Linked DNA regions of Homo sapiens: regions 1 and 2 are each linked to region 3. The links are chromatin loops, found by intact Hi-C in ENCODE. Cell type or tissue: PC-3. All regions are shown on one strand.

Region 1 (8,000 bases), 72 kb before region 3:
TACTTTTTAATGTCCAAACGCAGATGAAGGTTTCAAAGCAGAGCAAATACATATGGAAGATCAATCTCATGTGTTTTTTAAATTAAAAAGAAAGATACAGCATCTTTGAGACTCAATGCACCTGTCATTGGCAATGAATTCTGCTCTGCAACACAAAACATAATACTGTACAAGAAAGAATTTATTCTTGTCTGATCTTTGGAATTTTGTTTAGATTTCAGGCTTCCAGTGGAAATTGTCAGAATACTCTTCCTTACCCTTGGCAAATAGTTGTAGCATGTCTGAAACATGCCCTCTCCAGAAGACTTTCCTTAATTTCCCTCCCTTCTTGCAGGGCTACATAGGCAGAAATTACAGTAATGCTGTGAAATAAGCATGTAAGTCATCAGATCACTATTTAGTTTGTCCACTAAATAAGCACAGGATGAAATCACTGCCACAGAGGTGTCAGTTAATTGAGGAATCAGACAGCTGGAGAGACAGACTGGGTGAGAAAACACCCTTATCCCAAGGACAAACCTTTGCTATGACATTGAAGAGAATATACAAATGAACTTGCCAAGTAAATTGCTTTCCTTCTCTAATATATGATCTCTTGCTCCAATGCTACAGCTGGCTTTTAATGAGTTAGTAGGTACATATGGAGCTAGATTGAGAGAATTAGTTCAAGCTCATACGTTTCAATATTGAGAGTGAAATGAAGATACAGATAGCAATTTGAATCTAATTTTCAAGCCTGCATGGATGAAGGGTCACAGAAGGAAGCTGAGATGTACCAGGATATTGAAGGTGGGAGGATTGAAGATAGTGACAAAGAAAACCACAGCTGACACAAAGTGAGTCCTCTTCCATAAGGCCAACAAGGCCGAAGTAGCATAAATTCAAGAGAGATTGAGTTGTTTTCTTTTTGTAGATACACAGGGTACAGTATTTAGGAAAATGCAGATCTAAGGGAGACGTGAGTGACATCATCTCTGACCTCTCAGTCAGCATCATATGGATCCTAAGAGAATTCAAGTAAAATTAGAATCCTAAGACTCTTTTAGAGATGAAAGAGATGTTAGAGTCAAATGTCCTCATTGCCACAGGGACAAAAATCAAACTCAGAGAAATGAAATAGCATCTCTGGAATGACAATGCACATATTTTAATATCACATGCACATGCCTTTTCCATGAGTTTAGATCAACATTTCTGTTTAAAAACAAACAGATCAACGTGAGAAACGGAGAGGTGGTTTGGGTGGACAATGTGTCTACTGTCAATTTGCTTGAGTTCCTGAAAAAGGCATCATCTTGCAAATTTTTTTATTTTTGAGATGAAACATATTCTAAATAAGAACCCCTCTCAGATTACACCCCAAAGTATTAAATTAAAAAAGAAAACATGTGCACATAGTGACTCAGGAGGAGCAAACAATAGAAGTAGCTACCAGTTAGTTAATCACGCCAAATAGGTAGTTTGCAAGAAAATAAAGGCAGTATCAAATTTTAAAATTGTAGAAAAAACCCTCACTTAGATACATTGATAATTTGGGATTGGGGCTTATTTCACATAGTAGGTTTATTTAATTTAGTCATGAAATTCGCCCATGAACACTGTTGCTAATTCATGTACTTCTTTCCCTACCCTGTTTATTTGCTGTTCACTATATAGCCTAAAAATGGAAATCAGTTGAGTCATCATGAACGATGTTTATTACTGTTCATTATCTTTCAAAAATGTACCATCGGGGAGGGGAAAGAGAGCATCAGGATAAACAGCTAATGCACATGGGGCTTAATAACTAGGTGATGGGTTGACAGGTGCAGCAAACCACCATGGCACACGTTTATTTATGTAACAAACTTGCACATCCTCCACATGTATCCTGGAACTTTAAATAAAATAAAATATATTTTACTTCTTTTTTTAATTATACTTTAAGTTTTAGGGTACATGTGCACAATGTGCAGGTTTGTTACATATATATATACACGTGCCATGTTGGTGTGCTGCACCCATTAACTCGTCATTTAACATTAGGTATATCTCCTAATGCTATCCCTCCCCCCTCCTCCCACCCCACAACAGGCCCCGGTGTATGATGTTCCCCTTCCTGTGTCCATGTGTTCTCATTGTTCAATTCCCACCTATGAGTGTATTTTTAAAGCTACTAATAGTTAAACAGAAGTCACACATGACACATTCTTGCTCTGGATATCCAAAATCTGCTGCTGTTTGTTCTACATACAGGATAAGTAAATAGTACAGATACTTCTGTTCCCAACTGCTTCCCGATACTACATAAATGCTGCCACAGTCTGCAACCAAGGTTCAATTTCTGGAAATGTTGGTGAACGGGAAACAACTGTTAGCAAATTTATGTATTACAAACTTATAGAGTCCAGTAATAAATGGTGATGAATGTAAGAGGATGTGACTTCATGAAAATTGTTATTATATGGAATAAGTAGAGCAAAGCTATACAATTCACCTGAGCTTAAGAAATCCATGAATATGTTTTCTAAATAACAGAAAGTACTAAAACAACATCTCAAACAGACCTATTGCACAGATGACAATTTTACAAACTGTAAAGGTAATTATTTTTCTACTACTCCCAACCTAGCCAGAGTCAACTATTGCTTTTAAACCTTTAGACCCTCACTCATCAGTATTTTCTTTTGTTCAGCTTGTCTTTCATAATTCTTTTTCTTTCTTTTTTTTTTTTTTTTTTTTTTCGGACAGAGTCTCGCTCTGTCACCCAGGCTGGAGTGCAGTGGCGCAATCTCGGCTCACTGCAACCTCCACCTCCCAGGTTCAAGTGATTCTCCTGCCTCACCCACCAGAGTAGCCGGGATTATAAATGCCCGCCACTATGCCCAGCTATTTTTTTGTTTTTTTAGTAGAGACGAGGTTTTGCCATGTTGGCCAGGCTGGTCTCATACTCCTGACCTCAGGTGATCTGCCCACCTCGGCCTCCCAAAGTGCTGGGATTACAGGTGTGAGCCACCGCGCCTAGTCTCATAATATATTATTATTAAAAAAAAAGAAAGAAAGAAAAGAAAGAAAGAAGGAAGGAAGGAAGGAAGGAAGGAAGGAAGGAAGGAAGGAAGGGAAAAAAAGCAAGTAAACCAAATATTTTTAAAGGCTTTCCTTAACCTACCTTTCCTTAACCTACCTTTCCTTTAAATCACTTCTTCTTTCTATTTTGCTTTACCATCACATTATAAAATAGGGGTCTGTCTGTTCACCTTTTTTTTTTTAATCCATCCCAACACAAGCACTACAATGCATGTAACCAAAAACACCTGTCACGATTTTTTATCCTTTGGCTTTTATATCCTTGTGTACTTTATTGAGTGATTCATAATTTTCCAATTCGCTTAACCCCAGCATATGAAAATATTGTTTGAGTTTTATAACTCCATTGAGCCTTTAACCATTTAAGGGTTTGTTTTGTTTGAGAAGGAATGTGTGGTTCATACTTAGAATAAAGAAGCCAGCTATAGGGTGAGTGTTAAAAACTTGGTTATAAAACTTGAGATCACATATAGACAGAAATTAAACTTTATTCAAGAGGCTTCCAATCTACATTTTAAAGCACAGCTTGGAAATCTGAGGATGTACTGGGCATTGTGCCAAACATAATGAAAACTCCCCACCCCACATCTTCATCCCTGCCCCCTTCAATGCTTGTTTTTGGTCTTTCTGTAGTCTAGCTACTTCCTCCTCCCCCCTCAGACAGGGTTGTTCCCACTGTGATTTACTAGTTTAGCACTTGTTTAAAGAGGCCGGCTTTATGCACAGTCATTTGTTATTTTAATAACAATACAAAAAAGAAAATATATATACTGAGCAAAACGGGTCAAGCTGTCACCTTTGAGCTTTACAGTGGGCTTTGAAAGCAACCAAACAAGGAAGAGCCAGAGGCAAGCTGTTCATAAGTTACATTCCTAAATGCAGACACAGAGCTGAGGATGCTTTTTCATGAAGAACAGGGACTAAGAGGTGGCCTATGAATGAGAATGATTCTGTCCTTGGAACATTTGAGCTAAGTATTTCCTTCCCAACAGCCAAATATGAACCAGAGAGAAGTCTGGTTGGGGGATGCACAGACCTTTCATTTAGGGCTAGGATGAGATTTGGCCGTGGCACACTGGAGAGGGCCTTCTCAGCAGGTTGTGGGGGGCTATCTCATCACCAAAGGACTAGCAATACAATAGGTCTGTATCCCTTGTCTTGCTATGGGAGGCCTGCTCTAACCTGGTTACGACCCCTGAATTCTAGGATGACAAGGCTGTGTCTCATCTGTGGAATAATATTTCCAGATAAATGTTTTATAGTAGTCACCGTATCATAAACAAAGTTAATTCTTTTATCCTAGCCAGTCTCAGCAGAAGAGTAACATGACATGAGAGATTGGGAAACTGTCCTTCTGTGGGGTTCTTCAGACAACCTAAGCCATCTCCTACATCCTACACTCGCTGAACATAGAATGGTTGAAGGAAAGAATGAATACATATGTAGAAGAGAAGAATCTTGCTAAAAGGAATGAAGTTGTCAAGATAAATAATTAAGAGTAAGAAAGAAAAAATATGAGAAAAGCCGGTCAAGAAGACTGGCATTTAGAAGAAAGAATGCTTTCTGGTTTTTTGTTTTGTTTTGTTTGTTTTGTTTTGTTTGTTTTTTATCACAAGTTGTTTTATTTCAATTAGCAAAAGAGTTTAAGTGAAATTTTTTAAAAAGTTGTTTATTTGAAAATAGCATTTAGAGTGATATGGTAAATGCAAGTTACAAATTAACTTTATGCATATTTATAGATCATGCTCTAAGCACTCAAATTTGACATATGAAATTTTGTTATTTTTATATTTTTCAACAATACATCTCTCTCTTAGTTTCATGATTTGTTCTAAATTTGTGGAGGACCAGAAATTTTTCTTTAGTCCCTCAGAAAGATCATCTTTTTCTCCAAAATAAACTGCTTTCAGCAAAAGTAAGTTTAGATTTACTAAGTAATCTTTCATAGATCTACAGCAAGAATTTTAAATAGAGGTTCACTTGTCTGTGACACTTTGACCATTGGGTTAGGAAGAGGATTAGTCACTAAGTTTTAAATTGACATTTCTTGAAGTATAGATTGAAGATATCATTTCAGCATAAGAATCAGGATACCACAGAATGACAGTGAGATTTCTGGAATCCTTAAAATAAGTAAAAGTAAATAATAAAAGTGACATAGAATAGACTCCTATAATATAAAAATTATTTCAGGTTACTTATTTTCTTGAGAGAAATAGAGAGTACATGCTTTGTTTCTGTTTTTGTCCCTTTTTAAATGCTCTACTTGTTGATTAGAATCAACTGTTAAATTATAATGGACTCAGTAATAGTGACTGCTTAACAGTCACTATTATCATGGTGTATTATGCTAAGAGGCTGTTATATTATGTGCCTTTTTAAAAATATTGTCAATGGTAGATTTTATTTTCCACATCTTCTAGATCTTCTAGATGTGGAAAGGGGGTCAACAAATTTAAGCTCACACAATGAGAAAATAACAGAGATAGGCTTCCGTTTCAGGTTTAACTCCAAAGTCTTGTCTACTGCGTTCACAGATGCATCACAGTTAACTGGGTACGAAGTTATGGAAGGAACAGTTGCATCCCCTATACAGCATGAAGCCAGCATTTCTGCCAGCAAATCTCTTAGAAAGATATGCAGCCTGGTAGGGCTTGCTGCTGTCTCCCTCAAAAGGAGGAATCTGAGAATCAAATGCCATTCTTCAAGCTTCCATAATTGCTTACAGGAGTCTTGTTTTGTGAATTGCAAGTTCTCCTTGTACAGCATGTTGTCACATTCCACTGATGCTTTATGAGAAATTTTCCTTAACCTTTAGAAGAACAGAGACATTCTTTCTTTCTTTTCTTCTTATATGTTATTACCCTTTCCTCCTCAACTAACATACTTGATGTATGCATATGCATGCATGCATACACACACACACACACACACACACACACACACACACACACACACACACACACACACACACACACTAGTTAGGTGAATAAATACAGGCCCAGGCCCAAACCTCTCAGCTTCCTATTTCCTTCCATCTTGGGGTATTCTGGGGTTAGTAACTACTCACAGAATCCTACTCTAACATGTTATCTTAGAAGTCCAGGTGTGTATACTCCTAACCCAGCAGACAATGCATGCTAAACCAACTTTGCTGATAGTAGTATAATTGTTGATATGGTTTGGCTGTGTTCCCACCCAAACCTCATTTTGAATTGTAGTTCCCATAATCCCCACATGTTGTGGGAGGAACCCAGTGGGAGGTAACAATCATGGGGTGGTTACCCTAGTGCTGTTCTTGTGATAGCCAGTGAGTTCTCATGAGATCTGATGATTTGATAAGGGGCTTTTCCCCTTTTGCTCGGCACTTCTCTCCCCTGCCGCCTTTGCTTCCCCTTCTGCCATGCTTGTAAGTTTCCTAAGGTCCTTCCAGTCCTGTGAAACTGTGGGTCAATTAAACCTCATTCCTTTATAAGTTACACGGTCTTGGGTATTTCTTCATAGCACTCTGAGAATGGACTAATACAATTGTGCTTCAAGGAAAAACCACACTGCCTAGAAGATTTATGAACAAGTCCCAATCCATTTGCTGTCTACTGGAAGATCTTCCATTCTCAGGCATTATATAGGAATGGAAATTGTATTTAAATACTTCTGTATGTGAACTACTCACAATTTAGCTACTTTTTGTCAGATGACACAGTAGAGATGGGGGCAGAAAAAATGTACTGAGGACATTTCCAAGTCAAGATGGTTTATTTCAAGAAGGGAAATGCCACTTTTTTATCCTAGCTTTCACACTGGGCATAGTCCACATGGAACATACTCCCTGATAGAGGTAAAGATTATGGTTTGGTAATTATATCTCAGTCTAAATGGGAGACAGGTATTTGGAGAGTCTGGAGGTAAAGAGGAGTCAGGGTATTTAAATATTGATGTAGTCTCACACTAAGGGTGTTGGAAGAGGGAAGGGGCTGAGGTCTTCGGAAGAGAGGGTGGGCACAGCATGTGATGACTTATCTTACATATATTCAATTATGTTGTGATTCCCCTGAGGTCATAAACCAAAAAGTCATTTCATTTCAAGCAGTCTGGAGAGTTGACTGCCCTGATTTACCACATAAACCTCTTCATTCTCTCTGACCAACTGGCTTTATTTTAATTCTAAATTAGTGCTTTAGATACAAAAATCTTTGCTGAGTTGATGCAGCTTTTTATGTTTCTTCATCTCAATTGCCATTAGATCATTTAGTAAAGACTTTAATCTTCTCCCTGCTCTCATTTTTTCAAGTTTTCATGGGATAACACTGCGGTCATTTGGCTCAGTTCTAGAAATAGTCTGCAATCAAACTCTGGGGAAACAATCATTTTGTCTTTCGACTGGAAACAATAAAAATAGTTGCTTCCCATTACTCTCCACACTTCATTACTATTTTATTTTTACAGCTTCGTTGAATCTGGTATGAATCTTAATTATATGAGGCCTGTGTCATTTCTGTCATTGAAAAGCTAGAAGAACCAAGATTTAGCTATATGGGGGTGAACTGGTTTCTCTGTACCCTATACCTACATTCTAGGATGGCTACTAGAAGAGTGATGGTGTCCATTAAGCTCATACTTATCAGTGCATGTGTTTTAAGAGGCGATGACTAATAATAGCATGTCTACAAAACACAATCCACTTGCTTTACTTTTCATATAAATAGGCATTTTAATGAAAAGAGCAACTTTCTCTTTCTCTCCATAAGCAATGCAGCCTTAAGTAGAGACATGCTTAAAATAAATATATATTCCTAAGTATAACTAAGTGTCCTTGTCTCTACTTAACTATTATAAGATATGCTATCTGAATATTTGTTTTCTATATACTCTGAAAAAAATTTCACTTCTATGTGCACCTCCTAATATTTTCACAGCCTCTAATCTCACTTATT
Region 2 (8,000 bases), 68 kb after region 3:
AAGTTCTGGCCAGGGCAATTAGGCAGGAGAAGGAAATAAAGGGTATTCAATTAGGAAAAGAGGAAGTCAAATTGTCCCTGTATGCAGAGGACATGATTGTATATCTAGAAAACCCCATTGTCTCAGCCCAAAATCTCCTTAAGCTGATAAGCAACTTCAGCGAAGTCTCAGGATACAAAAGCAATGTACAAAAATCACAAGCATTCTTATACACCAACAACAGACAGAGAGCCAAATCATGAGTGAACTCCCATTCACAATTGCTTCAAAGACAATAAAATACCTAGGAATCCACCTTACAAGGGACGTGAAGGACCTCTTCAAGGAGAACTACAAACCACTGCTCAATGAAATAAAAGAGGATACAAACAAATGGAAGAACATTCCATGCTCATGGGTAGGAAGAATCAATATCGTGAAAATGGTCATACTGCCCAAGGTAATTTATAGATTCAATGCCATCCCCATCAAGCTACCAATGACTTTCTTCACAGAATTGGAAAAAACTACTTTAAAGTTCATATGGAACCAAAAAAGAGCCCGCATTGCCAAGTCAATCCTAAGCCAAAAGAACAAAGCTGGAGGCATCACACTACCTGACTTCAAACTACACTACAAGGCTACAGTAACCAAAACAGCATAGTACTGGAACCAAAACAGAGATATAGATCAATGGAACAGAACAGAGCCCTCAGAAATAACACCACATATCTACAACTATCTGATCTTTGACAAACCTGAGAAAAACAAGCAATGGGGAAAGCATTCTCTATTTAATAAATGGTGTTGGGAAAACTGGCTAGCCATATGTAGAAAGCTGAAACTGGATCCCTTCCTTACACTTTATACAAAAATCAATTCAAGATGGATTAAAGATTTAAACGTTAGACCTAAAACCATAAAAACCCTAGAAGAAAACCTAGGCATTACCATTCAGGACATAGGCACGGGCAAGGACTTCATGTCTAAAACACCAAAAGCAATGGCAACAAAAGCCAAAATTGACAAATGGGATCTAATTAAAGTAAAGAGCTTCTGCACAGCAAAAGAAACTACCATCAGAGTGAACAGGCAACCCACAAAATGGGAGAAAATTTTCACAACCTACTCATCTGACAAAGGGCTAATATCCAGAATCTACAATGAACTCAAACAAATTTACAAGAAAAAAACAAACAACCTCATCAAAAAGTGGGCGAAGGTCATGAACAGACACTTCTCAAAAGAAGACATTTATGCAGCCAAAAAACACATGAAAAAATGCTCACCATCACTGGCCATCAGAGAAATGCAAATCAAAACCACAATGAGATATCATCTCACACCAGTTAGAATGGCAATCATTAAAAAGTCAGGAAACAACAGGTGCTGGAGAGGATGTGGAGAAATAGGAACACTTTTACACTGTTGGTGGGACTGTAAACTAGTTCAACCATTGTGGAAGTCAGTGTGGCGATTCCTCAGGGATCTAGAACTAGAAATACCATTTGACCCAGCCATCCCATTACCGGGTATATACCCAAAGGACTATAAATCATGCTGCTATAAAGACACATGCACACATATGTTTATTGTGGTACTATTCACAATAGCAAAGACTTGGAACCAACCCAAATGTCCAATAATGATAGACTGGATTAAGAAAATATGGCACATATACACCATGGAATACTATGCAGCCATAAAAAATGATGAGTTCATTGTCCTTTGTAGGGACATGGATGAAATTGGAAATCATCATTCTCAGTAAACAATCGCAAGAACAAAAAACCAAACACCGCATATTCTCACTCATAGGTGGGAATTGAACAATGAGAACACATGGACACAAGAAGGGGAACATCACACTCTGGGGACTGTTGTGGGGTGGGAGGAGAGGGGGAGGGGGGAGGGATAGCATTGTGAGATATACCTAATGCTAGATGACGAGTTAGTGGGTGCAGCACACCAGCATGTCACATGTATACATATGTAAGTAACCTGCACGTTGTGCACATGTACCCTAAAACTTAAAGTATAATAATAAAAATAAAAATAAAAATAAAAAATAAAATAAATAAAAAAATAAAAAATAAAAAATAAAAATGGGCAAAGTACATGAACAGACATGTCTCGAAAGAAGGCATACATGCAGCCAACAAGTATGAAAAAAATGCTCAACATCACTAATCATTGGAGAAATGCAAATCAAAACCACAGTGAAATACCATCTCACACATAAGTCAGAATGGCTACTATAAAAAAGTAAAAAAATAGCAGACGCTGGTGGGGTTGTGGAGAAAAGGGAATACTTATATACTGCGGATTAGGATGTAAATTAGTTCAGCCACTGTGGAAAGCAGTATGGAGATTTCTCAAAGAACTTAAAACAGAACTACCATTTGACCCCGCAATACCACCACTGAGTATATACTCAAAGGAAAATAAATTTTTCTACCAAAAAGACATATGCACTCATATGTTCCTTGCAACACTGTTCACAATAGCAAAGACATGGAATCCACCTAGATGCCCATCAAGAGTGAACTGGATAAATAAAATGTGGTACATACACCATGGGATACTACACAGCCATTAAATAAAAAAAAAACACCTCCCTTGCAGCAACATGGCTGCAGCTGGAAGCTATTGTCCACAGTAAACTAATGCCAGAACGAAAACCAAATACCACGTTTTCACTTACCAGCAGGAGCTAAACATTGAGTGCAAATGGACATAAAGATGGGTACGAGAGACACTGGAAATGACTTGAGGAGGGGGTATGAGAGGGGCATGGGTTGAAAAACTACCTATCAAGTACTGTGCTCACTAACTTGGTGATGGGATAATTTGTAACAGCATCAAGCAATTTACCCATGTAACAAATCTGAACATATATCTCCTAAGCCTAAAATAACAGTCAAAAAATGGGGAAAAAAAGAATGACAATGCAGTGTTTGGTTTAGTATATGACTAGAAGAGCACAAACATCAGGAAGGGAGAAATTGCAATGTATTACTGTAATATTCTTACACAACACATGAATATTATTTGAAAATAGATTGTGTTAAATCATAGATACAAACTATGGACACTAAACATGCAAAATAAATTATAGCTAATAAACAAATTAAAGAGATAAAATGGAATAATACAAACATTCATATAATCCACTCAAAGTCAAGAAAAAAACGAAAAGTAAACAAAGATCAGATGGAATAAACAGAAAACAAATAGTGAGATCATACTCTTTAAAAATCTAATCTTATAAATAATTACATTAAATATAAATGGTGTAACTGCCAATTCAAAGGCAGTAACTTTCGAATGGAACAAAAAGCAAGACCCAATTATATTCTTTCTGCAAAAAAACAATGCACTTCAAATATAAGACAAAAATAAAATAAGTAAATGAATGTAAAGACTATGCCATGCTAACTCTAATAAAATGAAAGTTACACTGGTTATATAAATATAGAAAGTATATTTCAGATCAAAGAATATTACCAGGGAAGAAGAGAAAAAGAAGGTTTTACATAATGTTAAAGGTATAATTTTATGAATTGGACCTCACAATCTCAAATATTCGTGTACCTGATAATGCAGCTTTAAAGTATATAACAAAAAAACTGATCAAACAGGAAGAAATAGACAAATCTAGAAGTACTGTCAGATATTTCAGTATCCCCCTATAATTGACATTAAATGCACACAGAAAATTATTAAGCATCTACAGAACTTGAACAGTGCTACCAACTGACTTAACCTAATTGAGTTATAAAACACACAGAACCAGAAACGGAAGAATACACATTCTTTCTGAAAGCACAGAGAACATTTACAAAGATGGACTATATTCTATCCATAAAGTTTAAAGGGTTAATGTATACAATGACATCTGATAACAAGAAAATTAAATTAGAAATCAATAACAGTCAAATATTTAAAAAATCCTCAAATTTTGGAAACTAAATAATTCATAGATAAAAGAAGAAATTGAGAGTGGGTCAAAAATATTTACCAAAATAAAAATTAAAATACAATGTACCAAAATTTATAAGATGCCACTAAAGCAGTACTTATTAATAAGAGGAGAATTTAGGGCATTAAATACTATAAAGGTACCAAATTAATGACTTCACCTTTATTTTAAGAAACTAGAAAAAGAAGAGCTCGAATTTGTGGTAGAAAGGAAAGAGTAAGTACTGGAGTGACAATCAATAAAATAGAAAAGACAAAAGAAAAAATAAATGAAGCCAAAAATTCGTTCTTAGAATGAGTAATAAATGTGATAAACATTCAGTCATACTTACTAGGGAAAAAATGGGAGAAAACATAAGTTAGAAATATCATGAATTAGAAGTGACATCATTGAAGAGTCTACAGACATTAAAAGAATGATAAGAAAATATATTTTTATAGTCTTAACACCATACATTCAGTTACCTAGATAAAATGAACAAATAAATTTCTTGAAAGTCACAAAGTATAAGTGCTCACTGATAACTGAATACATAAATAATGTTAATATATTGATATCAATTTATTAAGTTAGATTTGTAGGAAAAAAAAAAAACTTCTCACAAGAAAAACTCCAGATACAGATAGCTTCACTGGAGAAGAAAACCAAACATTTCAAATAAATAATACCCATTATACACCAACTCTTGAAGAAAATTTAAATGAAAGAAATGCTTCCTGCCTTAGTCTGCTTTGATTGCCATATAAAATACCAAGACTGCATGGCTTAAACAACAGAAATTTATTTCTCAGAGTTCTGAAGGCTAGATAGCCTAAGGTTAAGATGTGAGTAATATAAGATTCATTCTGAGTACTCTTGAGTCATAAGTAGTTGCCATCTCTGTGTGCCCACAAGACCTCTGGACACACAGAGAGGAAGGGAAAGAAAGAAAGCAAATTCCCCCATGTGTTTTCTTATAAGGGCACTAATCCTATCATGAGGGTTCTAATCCTTCTGACCTCACTCTGACCTTAATTACCTCCCTACAGCCCCATCTCTAAACACCATCACACTGGGAGTTAGGACTTAAACAAATAAATTTTGTGAGAACACAAAAGTTCAATTCATATCACTTTCCAACTCATTCTATAAAAATAACATTACCCTGATTCTAAAACTAGTTTAAGATATTACAGGAAAAGCACAGACCAATATCCCTCATGAGTGTAAATACTAAAAATCTAAAGAAACTTAGAGAAAATTGAGCTCAATGACATATTTTTAAAAAGACAATACATCATGATCAAGTGGAATTTATCCTGGGAATGCAATACTGGTTTATCAGAGGATCTGTCAATGCAAATCACCATATTAATAAGCCAAAAAAAACAAACAAAAAACCAAGTTACATATAATAATTTCCATGCAGAAATACTTTTGACCAAATTCAACTTCCATTTCTTTTTTGTTGTTGTTGTTGTTGTTGTTGTTTATTTTGAGAGAGTGTCTCACTCTGTCACCCAGGCTGGAGTGCAGTAGTATGAACACGGCTCACTGAAGTCTCAACTTCTGGGGCTCACACTATCCTCCTGCCTCTGCCTACCAAATCAACATCCATTTCTTAAGTATTTGATAACACAACATATTAAATTAAGTAATAATTTAATTGTACATTAAAAATAACTAAGAGTATAATTGGATTGTTTGTAACACAAAGGATAAATGCTTGAGGGGATGGATAGCCAGTTTTCCATGATGTGATTATTATACATTGCATGCCTCTACCAAAATATCTCATGTACTCCATAAATATATAAAGCTACTGAGTACCCAGAAAAAAATTAAAAATAAAATTTTAAACTTTCAGCAAACTAGAATTAGAAGAGAACTTCTGTAACTTAATAAAGGGCATGTGTGAAAAACTTACAAGTAATAGTTCTACGTAATGACTTTGGATCTGATTACAGGCCTGTATTCCATTACAAAATCCATCTAACTGCGTGCTTAAAATCAGTAAATTTTGTTTTATATAAATGATATTTCAGTGAATCTGGTGAAAAGTTACATTATAAAATCTCTCATGTAGAATGTTATTTTACCTTGCACGCTACTAATCATTATCAGAACATCACCTATAAATTTTTATTGAAAGGGGCTTCTCACCCCCTCCTCCACACACAAACTACTCCATTTTAAAACACAAATCATGACAAATTATTCCTTTCATCAAGAAAAATGGTGTCTATGTAACTTATTCCCAAGTGTTGTAATCTATTTTCTTCAGTGATATCTTCCTGCCAACAATTCATCATATTTTGTTTTCAGACCTTTAACAATGATATAAATTTTATGTATCAAAAATATTATAACAACCCATTTCTACTTATGTGTCAAATCTTTCCTCCTAATTATTTTATTTCTTCCACTTAATAAACAAATGCCCCGGGTTATTACAATTTGCTTTTCCCCTGGAGAGTTTTATACACTTTATTTACACTGCCTCACCAAAATTATTAACAAGAATATCTTATTATTATTACATTATAGTGTCCCCAGGCAGAACCTGAAGTCTTGCTGAAACTAAAAGCTGGCAGAAGCTATTGATATTTTTATACAGTTCCAGGTAAGACAATAGAGAGAGGTTAGCATAAAGAGCTGAAGCTATTTGGGCTTCTTAATGCAACATAGATGAAAAGAGTCAAGAATGTAGTCCCAGCCTACCAAAAAAATAAAAACAAGAAAATTAGAGCAGGTGATAGAAAACCAGGGTCAGAACAAAACTGACAATTAAGGGTTGCAGATAACTGCAAACCAAGAGTCAGAGACTTGAGAGCAATGTCAACAAAGGTAGAGGAATTTGGGACTAATACATCAGCGAATTACTGGGATCTTCAGAATCAAAACAAAAATGAAATAGGAAGCATTCACAAGGTTTAAACTTGAAAAAGTATGTCTGGATCAAAGCATCTATTTGCAGATAATTACCCCCAAGTTTCTGTCTACAATCACTAACTTTAATCAAATGATCCTCTGATATGCCCGTGCTCACATAGGCCTTGCTCTTCTGGCCCTGCAATACTTTGGACCAGAAAACAGATTGATGCAATGAAGGGAGGAGAATCAGAATGAACAGTTTAATTAAAATAACATTTTTAGCTGAATTCTCAAGGTATTTACGTCTAAACCAGATATCTTTCTCTCTTTCTCTTTTTTTTCTTTCTTTCCTTTTTTTTTTTTAGACAGAGTCTCACTCTGTCACCCACGCTGGAGGACAGTGGCACGATTTCAGCTCACTGCAGCCTCTGCCTTCCCAGTTCAAGTGATTCTTGTAGCCTCCTGAGTAGCTGGGATTATAGGCATGTGCCGCCATGGCCAGCTAATTTTTTTTTTTTTTTTTTTTTTTTTTAGTAGAGACAGGGTTTCACCATGTTGGCCAAGATGGTCTTGAACTTCTGACCTCAAGTGATCCACTCTCCTTGGCCTCCCAAAGTGCTGGGATTAGAGCCGTGAGCCATCACGCCCAGCCCCAGAGAGCTTTCTTACTTGAAATTCTTGTTTCTATCTATGCTTTGGCTTTTCTTACCATTTTGATGTGTTCTTGGTATCACCTTGAAAAGCCCTGTTACTGGTTTCTCCTTTCTCATCCCGTGATTCAGCTCCATGGATAGCAGACTAGAGTTGTAGCCTACATAAGAATGTGGCTATAATTTTGCATATCCTTGGCTTCTCACTCTGCCCAGTCTTTATTTCACAGTAGCAGCAATCACATATTGACAAGACGTATTGTTTAGAAGACTTTTCTAAGACTTACAGAAAGTGCTTGCTAGAAGTATGTCTTGGATTATAATATCATTATTAATACAGCAATAGTGTTTAAAGAGTATTCCAGGATTCCAATGAATGTATTTTAGGCAACAGAGTTAAGAGCTCTTGTCCAACTGGGCTTGTTGAACTGTATCTCTAGTCATCATTGTCCCATTTGTTCTTAATAGAGTTATCACTTGAATGAAATGAAATTCTAAGCAAAATAAAATAATTTGAGTTAGGTCAGGAAGAGAAG
Region 3 (8,000 bases):
AAGTAACAAACCCGCTTCATGTAACTTGTTGTAGGCATGGGTGTTCGGTCTCACCAGATTCAGACAAATTGGTAACTAGTGCACAGAGAACCTGCTTCACACACTTAGCTTAGTGTGGAAAATTATAGCTCTACAAACTCACATACTCTGTTTTTTATCCTTCTGTGCAACCTTTGAAGCAAAGTGGTATAGTGTGTCCAAAGGAAATTACTACTTAGGGGAATATGCAAAATCATTGAACTTTATTCTTTAATATTTATTAAAATGATTAAATTTAATGTCAGTAGGCTTTATTAAAAAACAAAAAAAATTGAAAAAGCTCTTAGAGGTAAATAATACCAAGTAACAATTTCTCACTAGTCCCAAACTGTAAATACTCCTAATTTTCTTTTTCCTTGAAAATTTCAAAAAAGGGAATATTGAGCTTATTTTCTTGCTTTTTTTACTTAAATCTGGGAACTAAAAGCCCCTAAATATTGGTTTTATCAATTTCTCTCTTTGTTTAAATGTCTCTGTGGCTAATGTACACGGAAGACCACTAGGATTCTGAAGTTGTAGATGTTCCAGTACAAAGATCCTCAGTGTATAAAAGCCTTGAGTTTTATTGCATCGAGATTCTGTATAAATAATTTCCACTTTCTGGAAGATAGTCCTGGCAGGAAATCTATTTTGTGTGAATATCTAAATCATAATCTTCTTTCTAATCTCTTGTCTGAAATAGATCTATTTAAGCTTCCTATTTCTACCTGGATCAATTTGGTAAACGATATTTTCTTAGGAAAGTGTTATTTCCTTTCAGTTTTCATAACTGTTGCAACAGAGTTGCATATAGTATCTTATTAGCAATTAGACATACAACTTCCGTATATAAGGCTATGTATCTTTTCTTATTACTAAGAGCCAATATTTTGATGCCTTCTATTTTTGGTTAGACTTGTTAGAATCTAAACAATGAAGGGCTCCCTTGCCAGAGGAGAAATACTAGACATCTCGGAGGATCAGATCACTAGGTGTTAGAGAAAAATGAGTCAGTCTACACGCTTTTTAGGGGGTATAAGAATTCTCTACACTGCCGAATTGTTATTCATATGGCACAGCCCAAAAAGATGTTCACAGACATGTCCTCCTCCCATATTCCTGTATGTGGGAAATGAGGCAGTCAGAAGCAGGAATGAAACCTGCCAAATACTGAATGAAAACAAATAATGATGCAACGAGGAATCCACTGTATAGAAAGGCCAATATGAATAAGGTTGAACTAGAAAGACTAAATAGGTCTATAACTTTAAGCATGTGTCTAAAGGCCATAAGCATTGAAATCTGAAATGCTGAACCCCGCGCAGCCCCAGATGCTCCTGTGCCCCATCACTGTGATTCCCTGATAGACAAGTACTAGGAGGAAGAAAAGCTAATCCCAAGGCACCTTCAGGCCAGGCAGGAAACTTTCTAAACCAGTGTCACTATCCCGACAATGCAGCACATCTAAATAAGGAGGAAAGAGGAGAGGGAGAAGAAAAAGAGAGAGAGTGCAAAATTATTAAAGACTGGGTAGAAGAATGGAGAGCCACATGAAATACAGAAGAAATTTTAAAAGTGTAAAAAATACTACATGCAAGCTTCTTGGCAAATAGGCTGTAAACTAAAGGAAATGAATAATTTCTTAGCTATATATATATGTCACATATATATATATATACGTCACATATATATATATATATATGTACACATACACATATATTTCTAAATCTGACTCAAAATGAAGCAAGAGGCTGGGCATGGTGGCTCACACCTGTAATCTCAGCATTTTGAGAGGCCAAGGCTGGTGAATCACCTGAGGTCAGGAGTTCAAGACCAGCCTAGCCAACATGGTGAAACACTGTCTCTACTAAAAATACAAAAATTAGCCAGGGGTGGTTGTGTGGCCTGTAATCCCAGCTATGGGGAGGCTGAGGCAGGATAATCACTTCAACCCAGGAAGCAGAGGTTGTAGTGAGCTGAGAGATTGCACCACTGCACTCCAGCCTGGGCGACAGAGCAAGACTATGTCTAAAAAAAAAAAAAAAAAAGATGAAGCAAGAAAACAAAAAGATATTAATACCATAGAAGGTTTATGAGACATAGATATCTAACAAGGAAGCATCACAAATAAAGGGCTCCACAACTAAGCTATTGGTAATCAGATAATTCTAATAAAATAGACAATAGGAAAAGATGACAATCTTTATTAATTTATTTTATGAGGGCATCACATTTTTAATTAAAACTTGATAAAGATGGTATAAAGTGTTTTTCAGAAAAATCTTATTTACAAATACATATGCATACAATCTACTTATGATATTAGCAGAAAGAATTCAGCACAAATCAAAATTATAATAAGACACAAACCACAAAGAGTACCAACTTGAAAAATGATAGTGAATTTCAAAAATTCAAAAAAAATACATGTGTAAAAAATTAATATATCAGTAGAAGTTAAGGAATTTTATAGACAGCATAAAATAAAATTTTTCATAAAAATGAAATTCTCAGGTGGGTTGATCATTGCTTTATATATTTTGAAGCTATACTATTAGATGGATATGTTAATATTCATTTTTAATGAATACAATTATTTTCTGATTGCTCTGTGAACTAACATACAACATCTCTTTTGTCACATAAGATATTTGCTGAATTAAATCTTTATTTTGTCAGAGATCAATATTGCGACTTCAGATTGTTAGAGTAGGTCTTATTTCTTACTTCATTCAATTGATTTTATTTCCTTATTCTTATTCTCCACTGGATAGATAAGATTTTCTTCCACCACTGTCATATAACACAATCTTTGTATCTGCTATGGACCAAATTTTATTCCCCCCCCCAAATTTATATGTGACGCTCTAACCCTGTATTTGGATAACAGGGTCTTCAGGACCATAATTGTACACTGTGACTGTATTTGGAGATAGGGTCTTTAGGGGATAATTAAGGTTAAATGAAGTCATAAGGGAGGGTCCCTAATTGATAGGATTGGTGGCTTATAAGGAGAGGAAGATCTCTCTGTCTTGCTGTCTCTGTCTGTCTCCTCACTCCTGCCCCCCGCATCCCCCCACCGAGCCCCCTACCACACACACACACACACACACACACACACACACACACACACCACTGGGGAAAGGCCATGTGAGACATAGCAAGAAGGCAGCTATCTGCAAACCAGAAAGAGAGCCCTCACCAGAGTCTGGCTATGCTGGCATCCTCATCTCAGACCTCCAGCCCCCAGAAGTGTGAGAAAATAAATTTCTGTTGCTCAAGCCACCCACTCTGTGGTATTTTGTTATATTGACTTAAGGTGACTAATACAATGTCTTTCTCCCACTCCTCCCACTTCCTATACTCTCCCACTTCCTATACTTCACTGAGGAAAGTGTTGGATTTCAGCTGAAATAAAATGGACAAAAGGACAGATTCAGGAAGCATTTCCCATGAATCTCTTACATTCTGGCACTGTTGCCATTACTGAGCCCCCTGCCAGATTGCTTACTTTCTACTGTAGTGATGCTGAAATGGTGTCTGGTATTTTTCTTCTTTTGTATGGCCTCAAACTGATATGTCTCCCCTGACATCAATGTTACTATGCCAGGCTGACTTTGGAGTAGAATTGTGTCTGTGGCAAGCTAGAAGTCAGCACATCATGGAGATTCTCTTTGCCCTAAGCTGGGAGCCAGCTTGAGAAATGATCTGAGAAAGACTTGAGGACAGAGGACTCATGCAGGCAGCTAAGGTTCAATGAGGTAATGCCTCATTCTGTCCCAAGACCTGTGGGTTTCAGTGAACTCCTCAGTTCAATCTGGGTCCCTCAGGAAATGCCAGACAATACATGTGGGCCTCATTTTACCAACATAAAAGGAGAGGAGGACAAATCCATGGAGTGTTATGCTTACTCCCATCTGACACAGGAAGCATTGGGTAAAAGAAGCACATGAATGTGAAGGGGCGGAAAATGTATTTTCTTCAAAGGCCTTTCCACTTAACACAATGGCCATACCTAATCATTTCTGAATGTTTATTAAATGGTAATATTTGTTCTCAAAAACACTAATTAGAGAGCTAAACTACACACATGCAAAATGGCCTATGAGTCATTGATTGGTATTTCTACAGAAAACTTCAGTTTTTATCTGTTTACAAATCAACTAAAGCATGAGGTTACAACTACTTTTGACTTTCGCAAGTTTTTTGGGTCAAAAATAGTTTTTCAGGTAGTGAGTATTGGGCTGCCATCATACAACTTTAGCTGTCTATGACAAGGGGCAATCATATGCAAACAAGTGAGAAGAGAATACGAAAGATTGTAAAGCATTTTGTTTGTTTGTTTGTTTTCTTCTCCTGTTTGTTTTCTTGATGAAAATTAAGAAATTATAAATCATCATTGTGATTTTTTGCAAATATGCTATTTGTGGTAGATCTGAAATTTAAAAAAAATTAGAAGTCTTCTATTTACTTTCAAGGTTAAGAGCAACATCATTCCACTGTGTAGTTTATATGTTCCTAATAAAGAAAGAATTCTTGAGAGATAAAGTGTTGCTGGTGGCTCATAGCTTATAAATGTTACAGATTTTGATGTCTGAGTCATTAAAACAAAGTTTACTTTACTCATTTTTTTAAATTCAGTATTTACTTCATACTAGATAAGATTATCCAGTAGAAATTCAGCAAATGGTCGCAAATGACTCCTCAATTTCTCTTTATTAGACATCAGATGATAAGTACTGTGTACATACCCTGGGGCCACCTTTATGCCATCTAAACCCCAGCAAAGAAGGATGGAAAGAGTCAAAAGAGGAAGAGAGAGTGGCAATGGTACCAAGACTAGCTTTCATTCTTTTCGTTCTTGCCAGGGATTACAATGTCACAAGCCTGGGGCAGGATCTTAATTGGAAGTATGAAGCTAAGGATTATAGAAAGTATGTGACATTTGTGCCTTGTACATTTCTATAAACATCTTTGGAGCCCCTTAGGGAAATGAGACTGGGAGGTTTTTCTTTATTTTTCTAGAATCTTTGGTTCTGGAGGGCTAAGAAAGATCAAGGCAAAGATCCTGGAGTCAGAGTTCAAGCTGCTTACCACTGGTTCTAAACTCAAGGCAATAGGGCATATTGACCCTTCCAATCATCGTCCATATTTCCCAGAACAGGTGAACTGAAGAATATTGGAGAGTGTGGCCGATCTTATAAGTTCCTCTCAAGAAATCAAGACTGGAATACAAGGTATTCACACCCTAACAGGCCTGCTAAGTACTCAGGAATAGATGAGATGTGCAAGGCCCAGGAGTCTGGACTCTCACCGGTAAGAATAAGCTTCTTCTCCTCCTAAAATGACTAAATGCAAAGAGATGATAGGGTAGGGTCCTCACAACAACTGATGGTGACAGTTGAATTAGTGAAAGGGCATTTCTAATGGCATATTTCTGAGAAAGAGGGCAGGAGTAGAGAATTATTGTTCAGTCAATTATCCGTAGCACCCTAGGCCATGCTGGCAAATACAGGAATTGCATTTATTATACAATTAATTAAAAACATCACTTTTGCCTTTTTTAAATGATTATAGATTCAGAAAAGAATATAAGTGAACTGCCTTCCCCTTCACTCACCAAGCATGGATGGGGAAAAATGAAGTTACTTTGAAGAGACACCATATATTCAATGAAATTAAAAACAATAATAATCCCCATCACATATGGAATGTTGACCTTTCTTGGATAAAATTTGCTTCAATTAGACAATGAAATGAATTTTTTGTATGAATGAGCTGATACCCGACATTATTTAGTATTTGTCTGTGTGAACTCGAGCCCCAAGCTAAAGTAACAATCAACTCTCTAACTGTCCTTCACTAAATAACACCTTCTTCTAAGCAATAAAATAAACTGATTATTTATTTTAAATATTTGTTAAGTTTAAATTCCCTTATATTCATGATCAATACTTTTTAAAAATTAGGAAGCTCTAGCTCCAATGCCAATGTTGTGATTTTATGGTGTTCTGTTTACATACGTTAAGCAGTCTGAATATTACATTCAGAATACATTTTAGTTGTATTTCAACAGGGTCTTGGACTTACCTTAAAACAAAGGTAGTTTGGGGCTCAAATTAAAAGTTATTACTTTTTACACTTATTTTCTTATAAGGCAACAAACATAAACTTAATTATATGATACTGTTAGAGCCAAAGCTTTGGATCTAGTAGTATTTTAAAAGAAACTAAAAGATCAAAAAGAAGCTCATAAGAACTATGTAACTGAAGAGTTAAAAAACATTCTACCTAAATGTCTCAGCAATTTCTGAGTTTCTTCAAGCTAGTTTTCCTCAAAGAGTAAATCTGTTTCAAAGTTGTGAGGTTCTGGAGGAAATGATCATTCACTCTAATGGAAATTTACTACCTTCCTGAGAGTTCGGAATTCTTCTTAGAGAGAGAGAGAGAGAGAAAAGGCATCTTATTCAGCTAGAAGGAAGGTGATAGCTTCCTGGAATGATCGGAATATCAAAAATCAATGCCTAGATTCAAATCAAGGACCTTGGACTCAAGCCAAGACAAGGTAGGACTACTAAATAAATAAATAAATAAATAAATAAATAAATGGAAAGGATAAGAGCAAAGAAGACACTTAGAAGTCAATGTAGGGCACCTCATGTGTACATTGCAGTTACCAGAGGAGACTTCTCTTCCTGAAGGGGAGTGTACTGCTCCCTGGTTCTGCTGGTGAGAGAGTGCTGGTCAAAGAACAGGTTCTGTTCCAGTGGAAGAGAATCAAATAGACAAAGAAACTAGCACAGAACACCTAATATAAAAGGAAATTATTTCCCCCATCTGATGGTACAGCCAAGTCTGTTTCTCTCATGTCTACCAGTGGGCATCAGGCAATTCTGCTATCTTTGCCAACAAACATTTCTTTACATCCTGAATCTAAAAGCAAGAGTTTTAAGCCTCTTTCTTGCACCTTTATTTATAATCTCCATGAACAGTCTCACTTAAATGAATTGCACCCACATCTGAATCCTTTAGATAATCATATCATAAGACTGGCTTTCATCTGTCCAATTATGCCTTGTTATTTCTATTACCTGAAACTTCCGGCACAATACCTGAAGATCCACTTGTGAAAAGATCCATTTGCAAAAAGCCAAACCCTACACAAAGGTTCAGATCTAGTAGTGTTTTAAACAAACATAAAGGATCAAAAAGAAGTTCATGATATACCAACTATATAATTGAAGAGTTAGGAAAAAAACAGTTCTACCCAAATGTCTGACTTGTTGAGAGCCTAACCCTACACAAAACAGATCAGATGAAACCAAGAAGTGCCCTTCAAGGTGTTGCTAAATATAGTTACACTCTATAAGACTGTGCATTCCTGGTTCAAAATACAATTTTCTTCCCTGACTTATGTATGTTTCTCTTTGACTTACTCTTCTCTCAGCCAAGTATTTGGTATGCTGTGACATCTTTTTACTTCCCAAAGAATAAGCTTTAAAAGTGAAGTATTTATACAAAGTAGATGACAATAAGTTCGTAAGTTTATACTGTCAAACCTGTTTTTACCCTAACACCCCATCCCACTCCTGGTTTTATGCTTGATAAGTCTACTTGATAATTTACGATTAATAAAATTACTCATTGCCACTCTTATCAAAGCATGTGTCTTCCTGTAAAAAGACTTCAAAGAGAAGAAAAAGCTGCTAGTAAAAGCAGGAATAATAAGATTTGGGGTATGGATCCATGAATATTAATATTAATATCAATATTCTAGATGCCTTCATTAATTGAATTAGAACAGGAAAACTCTCTTCTATATGAATGCTCACAATAAGCATCTATTTAATCCTACATATATTTGAGATGTACATATATATGGAGAGAGTGAGGGGCCGTCATGGTGAAAGAGGTTGGACAGCACTGAAGTTTTCATTATTTACAAATTTTCATTCGTAATACATTTTCATTATTAATACTTT

What was found. Hi-C counts contacts between places; a loop is a spot of excess contacts. Peaks named below come from ENCODE experiments on the same cell type or tissue, not always from the same donor. Only the 100,000 strongest peaks of a DNase experiment are listed, where the experiment ranks them.
Region 1: it touches region 3 in a loop (4-fold over the local background); 5 of 110 quality-filtered maps call a loop at or near these places.
Region 2: it touches region 3 in a loop (9-fold over the local background); 3 of 110 quality-filtered maps call a loop at or near these places.

What each region holds. Positions count from the first base shown.
Region 1 is chr7:136,997,494-137,005,493 of GRCh38, forward strand. The region is part of intron 3 of CHRM2 (cholinergic receptor muscarinic 2); the gene reads left to right. The region is part of intron 2 of LOC349160 (a long non-coding RNA gene); the gene reads right to left. Among named protein-coding and RNA genes, the nearest start is that of MIR490, 98 kb to the left of the region's middle. In PC-3, no CTCF peak of the experiment used is centred here; a DNase peak (open chromatin) is centred at 1,238; H3K4me3 peaks cover 315 bases; H3K27ac peaks cover 1,482 bases.
Region 2 is chr7:137,137,755-137,145,754 of GRCh38, forward strand. All of the region lies in intron 1 of LOC349160 (a long non-coding RNA gene), which reads right to left. Among named protein-coding and RNA genes, the nearest start is that of PTN, 200 kb to the right of the region's middle. In PC-3, no CTCF peak of the experiment used is centred here; a DNase peak (open chromatin) is centred at 4,797; H3K27ac peaks cover 2,684 bases.
Region 3 is chr7:137,069,932-137,077,931 of GRCh38, forward strand. The region is part of intron 1 of LOC349160 (a long non-coding RNA gene); the gene reads right to left. Among named protein-coding and RNA genes, the nearest start is that of MIR490, 170 kb to the left of the region's middle. In PC-3, no CTCF peak of the experiment used is centred here; DNase peaks (open chromatin) are centred at 3,340 and 4,690; H3K4me3 peaks cover 307 bases; H3K27ac peaks cover 2,716 bases.